Linked DNA regions of Homo sapiens: all the other regions are linked to region 3. Evidence: chromatin loops called from intact Hi-C (ENCODE). Cell type or tissue: dorsolateral prefrontal cortex. All regions are shown on one strand.

What was found. Hi-C counts contacts between places; a loop is a spot of excess contacts. Peaks named below come from ENCODE experiments on the same cell type or tissue, not always from the same donor. Only the 100,000 strongest peaks of a DNase experiment are listed, where the experiment ranks them.
Region 1: it touches region 3 in a loop (3-fold over the local background); 14 of 110 quality-filtered maps call a loop at or near these places.
Region 2: it touches region 3 in a loop (13-fold over the local background); 45 of 110 quality-filtered maps call a loop at or near these places.

The regions. Positions count from the first base shown.
Region 1 is chr16:52,185,212-52,190,211 of GRCh38, forward strand. No RefSeq gene overlaps it. Among named protein-coding and RNA genes, the nearest start is that of CASC22, 71 kb to the right of the region's middle. In dorsolateral prefrontal cortex, no CTCF peak of the experiment used is centred here; no DNase peak of the experiment used is centred here.
Region 2 is chr16:52,909,702-52,914,701 of GRCh38, forward strand. No RefSeq gene overlaps it. Among named protein-coding and RNA genes, the nearest start is that of CHD9NB, 140 kb to the right of the region's middle. In dorsolateral prefrontal cortex, a CTCF peak has its summit at 3,053 (motif pointing left); a DNase peak (open chromatin) is centred at 3,070.
Region 3 is chr16:52,067,482-52,072,481 of GRCh38, forward strand. All of the region lies in intron 2 of LINC02911 (long intergenic non-protein coding RNA 2911), which reads right to left. Among named protein-coding and RNA genes, the nearest start is that of LINC02911, 7.5 kb to the right of the region's middle. In dorsolateral prefrontal cortex, CTCF peaks have their summits at 1,122 (motif pointing right), 2,507 (motif pointing right) and 2,710; a DNase peak (open chromatin) is centred at 1,140; H3K4me3 peaks cover 365 bases; H3K27ac peaks cover 1,867 bases.

The DNA.
Region 1 (5,000 bases), 120 kb after region 3:
ACACAGTGACAGTCTTAGATTGGGTCACCAGACCCAGGAGCAGCCATGGGTGTGTAGTCAAGGCAGCCTGGCGTTCTTCCTTCTTGGCCTGCTCTCTACTCCATGGTTTGCTGCTCTCTGTCCAGCCAGGCATCATATGAACTTCATGTTCCCCCCACGTTGATATGTTTGGGTTTCTTCTCCAGCTAGGTGCATACAGCAGACCCCTCACTGAGCTTCCATGGTGGCCTATGAGTGACTCTCTCCTATGCAGCATATCTGTTCCTCCATGGGTCTGGGCAGCTTTGCCTTAGCAAAATGGTTTCCTCCAGGAGAAGTGTTTAGCATAGAGAATATCCATGAGAGGCCTTGTGTGCAATTTAAATCTTACCTATGGTAGACATTCCTAACTGGCCCTCCATGGTGGCCATGACGATGACCATTTAACTTCCATTTCACCCTCCTTCTAGTGGCTACAGATGCTGTAAAGCTAAATGCTGTTTTTCTTAGACCCCCCCAAGTTTCAAGATATCATTTAGGTTTGGCCAATGGGATGCACAAGACCTAGAAGATGGCAGTGAGAGAGAAGCCATGCTTCCACTGCTTCTGCTGGCTAGAGTTGACACAACAATATTTGATTTTTCTATGTCGGGCTAGTAGAGTTCCACAGAAGGGACTTAGCATTGTGGGTATCATGAGGCAGGATGGAGGGTGCCATTTTGCTGGTATGGATTCAGCACATGTGTCATGGCTCTGGAACCAATGTTTCTGATGGTGGCTTCTTGATTCCTGGATCACACGAAGAGAGTATGAACAGAAGCCAGCACTTTGTAGGACAGTGTGTCAATTCTCCAGTTTCCTGGGTAGAAAGAGAGGCCATTCCCTATGTGAGCTAAGTCTGTTTACTCTTTTCAAAGTCATTCCTGGAGCCTGATCTCAGCCTTTCCAACCGTCTTCTAAGCATTGAATATCATGTGATTGATTACTCTCAGCTTAAAATAGAAATTTTTGTGTTCTAACACCAAGCCATGACTGAAAGAAGGCTTTTATGCCATCAGCTCTGATTTTCAGTGACTCTCCCACCTGCTCCATCTCAGTCCTCCTAAGCCCTTCTGGGTGGAATATACAACCCATGCTTATGCCAGTGAGAGGACTGAGTCCTCCTCACATGGTCTTTGCATCAGGAGTGAGCATGTGGCCCTAGCCACCCAAATCAGAGTGAATTTTAGGAATTTTTCTGAGAATGCTTGGCATAGAGTCTCCAACACTTTTCTGCCAGAATTGAAACTAGTAAGATGTGACTTTGGGAACCAGAAGCAGGCATTTTGCTTCTATGAGAAGAAACCTGTCTGCGAGTGAGTCCTCCAAAGATAAAACTAAGTCGAGAAATGCAGACTAAAAAAATCACATCAGTGGCAGCATGCGCTCTTATATCCAGCTGCACCAAATGTAAAATTTACCCTTAGATGATTAAGGTATGTAAGCCAAGAGGGTTTCATTTATTTTTTTTCCCCATAAGCTAGTTTGGGAGATATTATCCATTATTTACAATTAAAAAGTCCTGATTGCCATACTATCCAACATAGTAGTTTATTTTTGTGGGCTTGTCTCTGCTTCTAGAAACCAAAGATTGATGCAAATGTTTCCTGGGAAATAGTCAGTTACGTGCAATAGAATGTGCAGAACCTGTGGCGAGAGGCTACCACTTTACTTTTCTCTCTACCCTTGGTCTTCCCCAGGCCTGCTTCCTCCTAATGTCTGTGGACATCCATCCTGAAGCCGATTCTCCAGAAACCACTAGCCCAGAAGGCTCTTGTCTCTGTAATTCACTCCACAAGCTTTGGCTTCTGAGAAAAAGGAGTTTGTTTGTTTGTCACTTATTGTAATTGATTTGTTTCTTCCTAACAGTGTACTGATTTCCTTAGCTTCAGACAGCAAATCTGGAGCTGAGAGCTCCAGGAAGTCATTATTAGCTGCACATCACTTGCCATGCTGGAAGCATGGATTTAGATGGCCCTAGAAATGAAAAGCGTTTGGGAAGAGTGAGGACCAGAGCTAAGGTAGTTTTGTGTGGAGAAGAGAAGTTTGAAAAGGTCTCAAAAGGGTCGAGAAGGAATGTACAAAAACACACAGACCTCCCTATCCTTGCCGTAATTCTGGACACGGGGTTCCATTGAAAAAACCATAGCCACCCAAACTTGGCCACCATAGAGCTTTTGTAGTGACCACTGTCCCTGTGCATAGTTTGGGGTCCAAAGTGTCTCAGATATGAGATGATTCTTCCTTGGTAAGGGAATGAATGACAGCAAAATTTTGGAAACTAAAATGTTAGGCCTTGGTGTGGCCTTTTATCTCCCTTAGACATACAGGCAATCGGTTCCACCTGCCGGCTGCCCTCTGCTACCTGCTCTTCAAGGGCAGGATTCTAAGTGTCAGGTCTTAACTATTCCTGCATCAGACCTATCTATCTCTGTTTCTAATGATGATCATTGAGGAAACCAATGTGGTGTATACATGCACTTCCCCACAGAAACCTTTATCAACACATTTTATATGTGGTCTTTCTCCTTCACATGCCACACTCCAAAGATCACCTGAGAGCAGGTTTTCAGGCCATATGCAAGGGAAATATTGAAGAGATTTGCAGCAAGTTCTCAAACTTCATCACCACTCTTCCATTGGCTTATACCACAGAGATGAACGTAGTGCCTCCTCTAAGATAGTGAAATTAAAAGTAGCATTTCTGAAACAATATCCAATGCAGGCTTTTATATATCTAACACTTGACAATCACCCTAAACTTTGGCTTATAAAGTCCTCCCCTTTGACATCTCCAGGAGCTTAGAAAGTCTGCAGGGTAAATGGTTCTCTTAGCGCCATTGTGCAGGTGAGGAGATGTCCTGGCAAGGCAATGTCCAGTGACTTCTCAAGGTCAAATAGCTATTATGACGTGGAGTCAGGACTTGAATTCAAATTGCTCAATATTTAAGCCAATGAGCATTTCTTCTCTGCAGTTCAAGGAGATGTCTAATTCCCTACAGGATACATTGGCATCTGCAAATTGTCCACAGGGGATCCACATAACTTGAACTAATGGCCTTAGCCTATGACTTTCTTGTTTTGAAGTACTTAAAAAAACAGCAATTTAGCATGTCAGAGGCTGTCAGGAGATTCAGTATTTTCTCTTCTTCTTATCATCCTTCACCAAGAATTAGGAAGAAGCAAAGCAGAAAACAAACATCTCAAGCTTGAGATCACCCACCATAGCTTCCTCTTGAGCAGAAACAGTAAGATGCTCTTACAGCATCTCTGGAAAACATTAGTGACCATTCTTTGCTTTAGTGACATGATAATTAGAATGAAGTTATGGTGGAATCAGAAGACACTGGAATCTAGATGCCATCCTCCTGAATTTGCAATTAGGGACATTTGTGAACGGTGATACAAGCTACCAGAACTAACCGCAATAAGAAGTCTTGAAGGTAAAGACAGAAAGGCTGTGATGAACAAATAAGGCCAAACAGAAAGGTATGAACAACACTGTGTGATTTCATCAGTTATAATACCCTTACTTTCACTGTGGCTTGCACTACCCAGGGAAGACTTCAGATAAGCTGGATTTAGTTAAAATGCACAGGGACATCTGATCAATGTGCTAAATGAACAGGCTCTGACACCACTTTTACTTTCCCTCTTCACTTGCTTTCAATATTAAGATTGAGGCATTGCCTGTTAGGTATTCTTCCTGCAAGATGGAGCGGAATAGTACAAAATGCATTTGCAAGCAGGCCAAATCATGATTGACAAAACGAAATTTGTTAATACAATGGTTTGAGGCACTTGACAGAAATTTTTGTCAACAGTGTAGATTAAGGGATTCAAAAATATGAAATTTGCAGATGAAATGGCTTTGATGTTTCTCATGAAAAGCATTTTATTGACAGACTGGATCAGAGTGAAAAAATGTGCATCTTCTCAATGCATGCATTTTAAGTCTTTGATAAAACACGTATTAGTCCTGCTGTTTTTGCTCATTTGTCGTATATTCCATTGGCTTTGCCTTTAGCCACAAAAAGGGATCAGGTGTGAGTAGAAACAGAATGGAAAACCCCCTAAAGAAAGTGTCAGATTGGTCCCCATGAATTGTGGCCATGTCATTTTTTCAAGTGCTTATTGACTAGGTCCCATACACTCTTTTTGATCTTATTCTATTAATTCTTCAAAGAATGAGATTCTTTCTCATTTAGAAAGATCTTCTGGTATCAGTCAGGACATTTTGGTTACAAGTAGCAGAAACCAAAAAAAAGGATTATAAGCCACTGGTTCTCAAAGTGTGGTTCCCAGACCAGTAGCACCAGCATCTCCTGGAAAATCATTTGAAATGCAAGTTCACAGGCAGCTCCCTCGACCAACATGGAGGTGGGGCACAGCAATAGGTATTTTAACAAATCCTTCAAGTGATTCAGTGCACACAAAGGAGACAAAAGATTGGCTCACTTAACTGAAAAGTTCATGGCTAGATATATGAGGCTGCAAATATGACTGTATCCAGGAACTCAAACAGTGTCATTAGGACCATCACATCAAGTTTGTTTTTTTCTTCTAGTGTGGTCTCACTCTTAGATAACTTATCTCTTCGTGACGGAAAGATATCAACAGCTCCATGCTTATGTCCCATCTTTTTTATTTACACCATGATATGGTTTGAATCTGTGTCCCCACCAAATCTCATGTCGAATTGTAATCCCCAGTGTTGGAGGTAGAGCCTGGAGGGAGGTGATAAGATCATGGAGGTGTCTCTGATGAATGGCTTAGCACCATCCTTTTGGTATTGTTCTTATGATGGTGAATGAGTTCTCACAAGATCTGGTTATTTAAAAAGCATGTAGCACCTCCCCCATCAGTGTTTCTCTCACTCCTGCCCCCACCATGTGAGACGCCTGCTTCCCCTTCTCTTCCACCGTGATTGTAACTTTCCTGAGGCCTCACCACAAGCCAAGCAGATGCCAGCACCATACTTC
Region 2 (5,000 bases), 840 kb after region 3:
GTATCTAATTGCCCTCCCCTTGAGTATGGGCTGTGCTTAGTGACTCTCTTCTAACAAATAAAATGTGGCAAATGTGACCTAATTCTTCTACCTTCAAATCCCAACTTATATTTAAAACAAACAAACAAAAAACAGGCCAGGCATGGTGGCTCACACATGTAATCTCCGCACTTTAGGAGGCTAAGGCGGGAGGATTGCTTGTGACTAGGAGATTGAGAGCAGCCTGGGCAACATAGCAAGACCCCATCTCTACAAAAAAAATAAATAATTAGCTGGGTGTGGTAGTATGTGCCTATAGTCCCAACTACTTGGGAGGCTGAAGCAGGAGTATTGCTTGAGCCTGGGAAGTCGAGGTTGCAGTGAGCCCTGATTGTGCCACTGCACTCAGCCTGGGCAACAGAGTGACACCCTGTCTCAAAAACAGAAAAAAAAAAAAAAGAAAGAAAGAAAGAAAAAATATTGCAGATGTGACAATGTATAACAAGATCATAAACAACATCACAGCTTTCCCCTCATACGCTCTCTCTCAGGTTACCTGTTCCAAGTGAAGTTAGCTTCAGTATCATGAGAAACTCTGGAGAGACTTGAAGCCTGCTGCCAATAGCCATGTAGCATGCCATCTTGGAAGTGCATCCTCCAGCCCTAGTCAAGCCTAAACCCTGACCAACAGCCTGACAACCACCCCATGAGAAACCTTGAGCCAGAACCGCCCTTCTGTTCATCAGCAAACATTTACTAAACTCTGGCTACGTGCTAGACAGTGTTTCAGGTTCTAGGAACACAGCAGGGACACCTCAAAGAAGGTGCCTGCTTTCATGGCAATAGCATTTTAATAGAGTAAACTAATAAACAGATAAAAGCAAATGGAGTAATTTTGGAGAGTGATGGCATTGGAAAAGAAATTAAATAAGATAATAGGATAGAACCTACATGGAGAGGCCAGCAGAAGTCTTTCCAAGGGTTGACTCCCCTATTGAGATTTGAAAACATGTAAGACCTAGAAAAGAGCATTCTGGATAGAGGGAACAGCAAGGCAAGGGCAAAATCCGTGAGGCAGAAAAGAGCTTGGGAGTTAGCACTGTGGTGAGCAAGGAGACAGTGCTATGTCATAAGGTCCAAGAAGGTGTTAGGGGGGAACAGAACCTGCGAGCCTTCATACGCCAACAGAAAGAGTGACTCTAGTTCCAGGGGAAATGGGAAGTCCATGGAGGGTCTTAAGCAGAAAGGTGGCAGAACCCAGTGTGCATCTTTAAAAGGTCGCTGTGCTGCTGTGTAGAGGTGTGTTGTAGGGTGGGTGTATTAGTCTACTCTTGTATTGCTATAAAGAAATACCTGAGACTGGGTAATTTATAAAGAGAAGAGGTTTAACTGGCCCATGGTTCTGCAGGCTCCATAGGAACTCCTGCCTCTCTTGAAGGTCCTGGGTACATTTCCACCTGGAGCAGGGGCAAGGGCTACATGACCTCTGGAGGACACTAGGTTTCCAAAGCTCTTCTGAAAACAAAAAATTCTTGCATTTCCTTTAATATCCTCCCTCCCTCTGCTTCCTTTATATTATGTTGCTTTTGAAAATGTTTGCTCTCGGACACTTTGAAGCTCCCAATAATTGGTGCCTTGGGTTTGGTCTGCACAGGGTCTGAGTTCTGGGGCCAGCTGCGAATGGTCTGTCCCTCCTGGACCTGCCTTTTTGTCCTCAGTTGTGTCTTTGATACCCATTAACTTCCCCACACAACACAAGTAGCTACCAGGCCTCACCTCCAACATTGGAGATGACATCTTGACATGAGATTTGGTGGAGAGACAGAGCCAATCCATATCAGAGGGCAAGAGTGAAGCTCTGAGATTGGTTTCACTCAGTGGTTCACTCAGGAGGTCAAAAGCCACAGCTAGCCTAGGGTGGAAGTAAGGAAGATGGGGATAAGAAACAGATTTGAGCTAAGTTTTTAATGTAAAATGGATATGACTGCTGAGGGATTGGACTCTGGGGATGAAAGAGAAGGAGGAATCAAAGACGGTTCTGATGTGAGACAGAAGCAACAGGAAGGAGAGTGGAACTAGTGCCTGAGATGTTGAAGATTCAGGTAGATACAGGTTTGACTCCTACCTGTACAAATTGGGCCTCAGCTGGTTCCAGCACCATGGTCAATGAGGCCAGGCTTATTCATCCCCAAGGACCAAAGAAGGTCAATATGCCATATAATGCTTTATAATTTGCAAAAAGTGCTGAAAAATACGTTACTTATTTGAAACCCACAACACTCCTATGGGTTAATCAGGCTAATGTTTATGTTTCCATTTCACAGATAAGGAAAACTGAGGTTCAGAGAAGTTATGTGGCTTGTGTAACATCACCAGCTACAAAGAAGCCATACAGGGATTCTTAAAGAGGGAGCTGCATGTTGTCTCCTGCATGTTCAATGTCCTTTGATCCTGTGCACTAAATAGCAGTGGAGACCCCCTCTCACTCATCCATCCACCCAATCATTTTGACAACCAGATGCATTTCCAAACTCCTCTGGGGGCGGGAGTGGTGGGAGGGAGAAAGGACAATAACACACACACACACATACACACACACAGTTTGAAAGAAAAAATAACCTATCCATCTGCTCCCTCCCTGAATTAATTTGTTCATGGAGCACTTCCTCTTGGCCGGGCACTTGCTTGATGTTGAGGATACAAAGAAGAATCAAACCCAGTGTCTAACCTCAAGGACCTCCTAGTCAGGTAAGGAGCTTGCAATCCCTGCAATATCTGGAGAAAAAATTTACAAAGATTTCCCAGGCCTGCTCTCATGCAAAAAACCTACAATGTGTCACATGAATTCCTTCCCGCTGATGATAAACAAATATCAGAAATCTGAATACACAAACACACCATACAGAAGAGATTTCTGGAACCTCGGGCAAAATATTATAATATTTTCATGGGCTGCCCAAATTCTAAGCATTAGATTTGATGAACAGCTTTATTGAATTTTGTGGATAAATATTTAAAGCCTTCAAGGGCTTGTGTAAATCACACCTAGGCAGACGCACTTGCTCACAGCACCATCTGCTGGTAGCTGCTTGTGTTGTGCAGGGAAGTTAATGGGTATCCAGGACTCAACTGGGGACAAAAAAGTAGGTCCAGGAGACAGGCCATCTGCAGCTGGCCCTGAAACCCAGACCGTGTACAGACCAACCCCAAGGCACCAATTTCCAGAAGCTTCAAAGCATCCGAGAGCAAAAATTTTCAGAAGCAACACGAGATGACGGAAGCAGAAGGAAGAGAATATAAAGGATATGCAAGGATTTCTTGTTTTCAGAAGTTTGGAAACCTAGTGCCCTCCAGAGGTCATATAGCCCTTGCCCGTGCTCCAGGTGGAAATGTACCTAGGACCCTTAAAAGAGGCAGGAGTTTGCAATCCCCCAGGGTCCAACCTCCCAGGGTCTTTTGTTACATGGCTTATAATTCTTTCCTGACACTTATCATATAGAGAAATATTGCACAGCTCTTTTAAAATTATGTCCTAAAAGCACATTTAATGGCATGGTCAGATTGTATAGTGGGAAAAAAAATTACAAAACAGAGTGTGTGTGTGTGTGTGTGTGTGTGTGTGTGTGCATGTCTATGTAACCAAAAGGGTATGCACCAAAGTATTCACAATGGTCATCTGTAATAGAATAAGGATGACTTTTTTTCTTCTTTGTGTTTGTCTGTATTTTCCAAATTTTCTCTAATAATGCCAGGCACAGTGACTCATGCCTGTAATCCCAGCCCTTTAGGAGGCTGAGATGGGAGGATTGCTTGAGTCCAGGAGATCAAGACCAGCCTGGGAAATATAGCAAGACCCATCTCTACTAAAAATTCAAAAATTAGCTGGGCATGGTGGTAAATGCCTGTAGTTCCAGCTACTCAGGAGGCTGAAGTGGGAGGATCACTTGAGCACAGGATGTTGAAGATACAGTGAGCCATGATCTCACCACTGCACTCCAGCCTAGGGGACAGAAATGTCTTATAAAATAAAAGTAAATAGCAACTGGAAAAAAAAACCCTAATAAGCATGTATCAGTTTGCTGAGAAGAAAAAGAAATTTTAAGGAAAAAATACTACCCCAAGAATAAATTATTTCTTTTCTTTCTCCAGCTGTATTGCAAGTTTATTTCCTTTGGTTGTATACTTGGGGTAACTAGGGTGATATTAATAGCAATGACAATAATAATAATAATAATAATAATAATAATAATAATAATAATAATAATGATACATGAAAAGAGCAGGGTCTCTGGTGAGGGCTCCACCCTTGGTCCTGTGCCCACAGATCTGAGTGAAAATAGGCACTCCTGTTTTTGCACCCAAACATTGCATTTTCCAAGACCGCTGTGGTCCACCACACCCCCCATCCTGTACCCATATAAACCAGAGACCTTAGCGGGCACACACACAAGTGGCTGAACATCAAGACCAGCAGACTAGCAGACCAGAAGCAGTGGAATGATGCAGCAGAGGAAGAGAGAAGAGGAGGAACGTCTGGACACCGAGGGGAGTTCAGCTAGGGGAGGTTGGAGAAGAGTCCAGCTGCTGGGCGGCCCGATTCCAGGGGAAGACCACCTTCCCACTTCCATCCCCCATCCAGCTCCCTATCTGTCTCACTAAGAGCCACCTCCACCCTTCAATAACATCTTGGACTCATCCTTCAAGCTCATGTGTGATCTGATTCTTTTGGGATACTGGGCAAGAGCTCAGGATTCTTTCAGGATACAGAAGGCTGTCACACTGGCCCTCTGCCCTTGTGTAAGGCAGAAGGTCCATTGAGCTGATTAACACACAAGCCATCTGTAGACAGCAAATCTGAAAGAGCTTTGTAACACACACCCAGTTGGGCTTTGGGAGTCACAGACACCCACCCCTAGAAGCTGCCATGTGGCCAGAGCCCAATAGTGCTCACCTCGGCCTCTGCACTTGCCCATCTGCATGCTCCCCCTAGGGGTTTGAGCTGCTGCGGGGTGATCAGGCAG
Region 3 (5,000 bases):
AACTTCCTAACTGATGGTTCTGCTTTCTGTCTCTGTTCCTTCCTGTCATTTAACCCCAATAACCTATATTCCTAAAGCACTACTCTGAGAACAGCTTTCCCTTAAAATCTCCCTAAACAATGAAGCCAAAACTTCTTAGACACCAGATTTCCTTGAGAATAGGACCAGCCCTCCTTTCTAACCTTTTCAACCTACCCCTTTCCATTAACCCTCATGATATCCCAGTCATAAACTCATAAACTGCATACCCATTTTTTACTTTGTCATCACGAAACATTGTCAAGCTGAAAATCTTTTGTTTCCTACATTAAAAATTGGGATACCTAAAGTCATAGTTCCATAAGTACCTTGTGATGTACTAGGCATTGTAGTGAATGTTCTACATGTATTATCTTCACTTAATCTTCACAACATTTTGATGCGATAGGCATTGTTATTATCACTGGCCATTTAACACACAAGGGCATGGACACTTAGAGCAGTCAAGTCTGAATCCAATGCATACTTGGTTAAGTGTTACGCTGTACTCTTCCTTAATTACCCTGCCAGGACCAAGAGAATCCTTGCAGTCTAGACTAATGACTCACATAAAGTAGGCACTCATTATATAGTGAATAAATGGTTGAATGACTGAGGAAATGTGAAAAGACATCTTAAAATGCTTTAGAAATGGTAAATTACTATGCAAATATTATATGTCATCCACAAAATCACTATTATTAAGCTGCTTTTATGATGAAAGTTGATACCTTTTTTCATTTATTTCTATGCCTTGTATTAATATTTGCTAAGTGAAAACATTGATCTAGGTTTTTGTCAATTGTTTTTCCTCTAAAGCCAAGCAGAAACTTCATCTTCCATCATGTGAACACCTTGTCCAATTGGCAAATATTGACAGTAAGAAAACATCATGTTGAAATTAGCCTTCTATTCTTGTATATTATTGAAAAATCAGAAGTACAAGACCATAGGCTGTAGAGGAGCTGTGTGCACCCACCTGTGTGTGTGTGTGTGTGTGTGTGTGTGTACGTTTGCCCAACATTTTCAAACATTTAGTTTTACTACATTTACTCTTTCTGACCCGGTACAATCTCAAACTGCATACAAGCAGCAGATGTCAGTGTTGTGCAACTTTCAGGCTGACTGCTTGCAGAGGCAAGCTGTTCTTTGTCGCCTAGAGACAGAATCAACAGTCATTTGTACCCACAAACAAACACCCTTAGGTGCTAGGTAAATCGTAGAGGTCCCCCATAAAGAAACTGTAATTTGAGAAATTACACAGCAACTTATAAAGATGTAGTTGTGATTCAAAGGTTGCAATGGATGGGCACAGCATAAATAGTGGAACCTATCGTGTTTTGCTGGCCGAGAAGGAGATAGGGACACCCAGAAAGCACTGGTTTGGCTCCTTTGTCACAACTGCTGTGAGCCAAAGCAAAGGAAGGTCAGACTAAATCGGCCTCGTTTGATGAAAGAACAGTGTTTTCTATTTGCAACCCATGTGGTCAGATGGCCAAACTCCTAATATGTCCTCAAAGCCCAACATAATCTGGTTTCTGACTGCTTCTATAGCTTTCTTGGGAGCCACTCTTTCTCCTTTTTCTCTGCTGCAGCCACTGCATTCTTCCCAGCTCACAGGCTCTGCTTGTAATGCTCTTGCCACATGCCCCTGTCTCTCCTTTAGTGTCTACTCTTCAGATCTCAGCTCAAATGTCCCTTTATCCTGAAAGGTCAGGCTCCATACATCAGGTCTTTCTTTTATGGTCTCATAGTACCCTTTAATGCCCCTCCATAGACTTATCACAATTTTCAATTATATATGTGTCTGATTCTTTAATTAGTATCTGTGTACCCAGCTCCAATAAAAGTGCCAATTCCATAAAGGTAGATTATGTGGCTGTTTTGCCCATTACTGTTTCCCTAGTACCTAGCATGGTACACGGCATATGGAAGATTCTCAACATATAAATGTTAAATAAAAAAAATGTTAAGAGGATGAATGAATGGATAAATAAGTAAATTGGTGAATGAACAAATACGTGAATTGATTCCATCTACTCTTCCACTGAATAGACATCCATGTACCAGTGAGCGAATACAAGGTAGGCTGGCTTAAGAAGAGGAGAGTATCTCAAATACCTGGATATAGAGTGATCACTGTTGTTCCAGGATTCTGAGAATAACTCAGCAGGTTGAGAGACTGACCTGCACAAATGGATTCTGACTTGGGCCTACATTCTGGTGGCAGAGTTCGAGTTCTCCCCTGCAGCAATGAATTTCTGTCTAGCACTTCTGAATGCAACCATCACATACTGGTCTCCTATCAGTAAAGAAAGGGGATCAGGTTGCAAATATGTGAGGAATACAGGCCTTTCTTCAGAATCGTGTATTTGGGATGTATCATGTGACAGAGAAGAGCTTATAGACAAAGATAAAGAGAGATAAATGGGTTGATTTTTTTCTTCTAGGGTATACACCCAAAGGGGAGAATAATCTAGCTATTTTTCCTTCTTCCACAAGATGGGGCAATCGGAATGAATTTAACTACAAAGGCGGACTCACCAGTAAATGTCTTTTCCATGTTAAACAGCCCTATTCGGTCAGACCAGAAAAATGCAGCTGGTTTTGAACTTGTTTATGCAACTGTGTAGCATTTCCTGAAAATGGTAGACCTGGGGTAGACAACAGTTAGGCTGGAGGGGAAAGCCTAGGGCACTTGCCCACTCTATATTGGAGTCAAAGGGTGCTGCCCAGCTTCCAGAACCCCCAGCATTCCAGCCCCAGGGAGTTGCAAGGGTCTCTGGCTCAGAAACAGCTGCTGCAAAATTGAGCAAATTTACCATTCAGAAACATTTTCTTACATTAGAAGGAAATTCTAGATGAGATATAATGATGTCTACTTTGAAATAAATTATTGTAATATAATCAATCACAGTGTACAAATTCTAATTCTTAATATTAGTCTGCTGCTTACAGTCTGCAAGATGATTTCATTCAGTGGAATATTCCACAATGCATTAAATCAGGCCGCACATAAAATAATTATGACACTAGAGTTTTATTATTCTACCTATGACCTATGTGCACATAACCCTTCTTGCTTCTTCCTGGTTATAGGTCTATTACTAGATCATTATAAATTTTTCTTTGGAAAGAAATTAGTGGAAATGGGCTTGACAACAATTTCTAGATTAAATTAGCACTGTTCAGAAAGATAATTAATATTGGTATGGTACTTTTTTGATCATTGTCTCATTTGATTTTCCCGACAATCTGTAGGCTAAATATTACTTTCATCATCACTCTTTCACAAATATATGACATGGGATATTTACTTATTCAAGTGTCAATATGGGATATTTATTTACTTAAGTAGGCACAGCAGGTAAAACCTGGAGATAGCCATGAACATGGCCTTCAGGTTCCAGTTCTGACAGGTCATGGAAGAGAGTAGGGAAAAGAGAGAAATTAGAGAAGGGAACTAGCACATGCTTTTATGAGGGCTAAATACACATTGTATAAGGTAGGAAACCCAGCCAAAGTGGCTTAAACCTCAAAAATAATGGATTGGCTCCCATAATAGAAAAATCCAGAAGTTCTAGTTCCAAAAGATGTCATCATGGATCTAGTCCTTGAGGACAGCTAGTTTCACCTGATATTTTCAGTTCATCCAGGTTATTTCCTTGTGGTAACAAAATAATCTAAGCAGGTTCGTGTCTCATAGGGTCCCACTGAACCACATTGTTCTGGGGAAAAGAGTGTCTCTTCCTGAAGTTCTCTCACCTGTGACTCACCCTGTCATTGGCTCAAACGGGGTTAAAGGTCCATTCCTGAACCAATCTCAGCTGGGAAGATAGGCATGACTTATCGTCTTAACCCAATCAGAATTCCTACGCTGAAGCCAATTGCACTCAAACTTTCCTTGCTAACAGTGGGAGAGCTGTACATTATACAAAAAGAAAGCCAGGAGAAGGAGAAAATGGAGAAATCATAAAATATATCTACATTTTTTGGAGTTTAACAAATTAGAAAACATTGTCTCTTTTAATATATAAAAATTTATAAGAGTACTAGAACAATCCTGGTTGATACACAATTATTTTTTAAAAGCAATAAACCATTGTAAAATGTTCTGAAGAAGGCCTTAAGCATTAGCTTTAGAAAACTTAAAAACTAAATTTATAGATATTACACTAGCAACACCTGATGCCTAAAAAGCAGAGGATTGCTCAGTAACCCTGGAGAATTCAGACATTTAGAGCAGGCAAGTGTTAAGAGGTGGGAAAAAATACCAAAAACAAAAACATCCACTTAGGTTGAAAACTTGCTAGGTCCTTTATATAAACATCTTCAAGAAGTACTATCCAATGAAACCTCCAAGGGCACTCTGTCTCCTCAACCACTAATTTTTTCAAGCACCTCTGTCCTCATTACTACAAGCGTTTGGAGTGATAAGACCTCCCTATCTCACAGGGTTTTGTGACAAATAAAGGCAAGAATGTGCATAAAAGGCTTTGTTAATGTAAATGCTCACAAATGTAAGAATTATATTGATGAGAATTTTATGTATAGTTTTTAAGATGCTGTAGAAAAAAAAGACATACCTACCAAAAAACAGGTTCTACATTGACCTTAACAAAATAAATGGATGTCAGTTACATATAGCTCGCTTGCACCAACCTCCCATTTTCCCACTTCATCAATCTCAACTCTCTCAGATCTTCGCCTAATGCACTCCACATAGTACACTCTGAACTTTTTGCACAACCCAGATGGTATACATGGATCCATATGCCTGTTTTCAAGATTGGCTAATTGGCCTCATTTGCACAATAAACTATTAAGAACTCTCTAATAAAAGTCGACAATGTTGCCACACTTTGTTAAAGAGCTAAAGGTTCTGAAATGCAATGCCTATCATCACTTTATAAAAGAGCTGAATTTGAGAGAAAAAGCTCTTACAAACCCTTATTGAAGGAGAATTTTCCCAATGGACACAG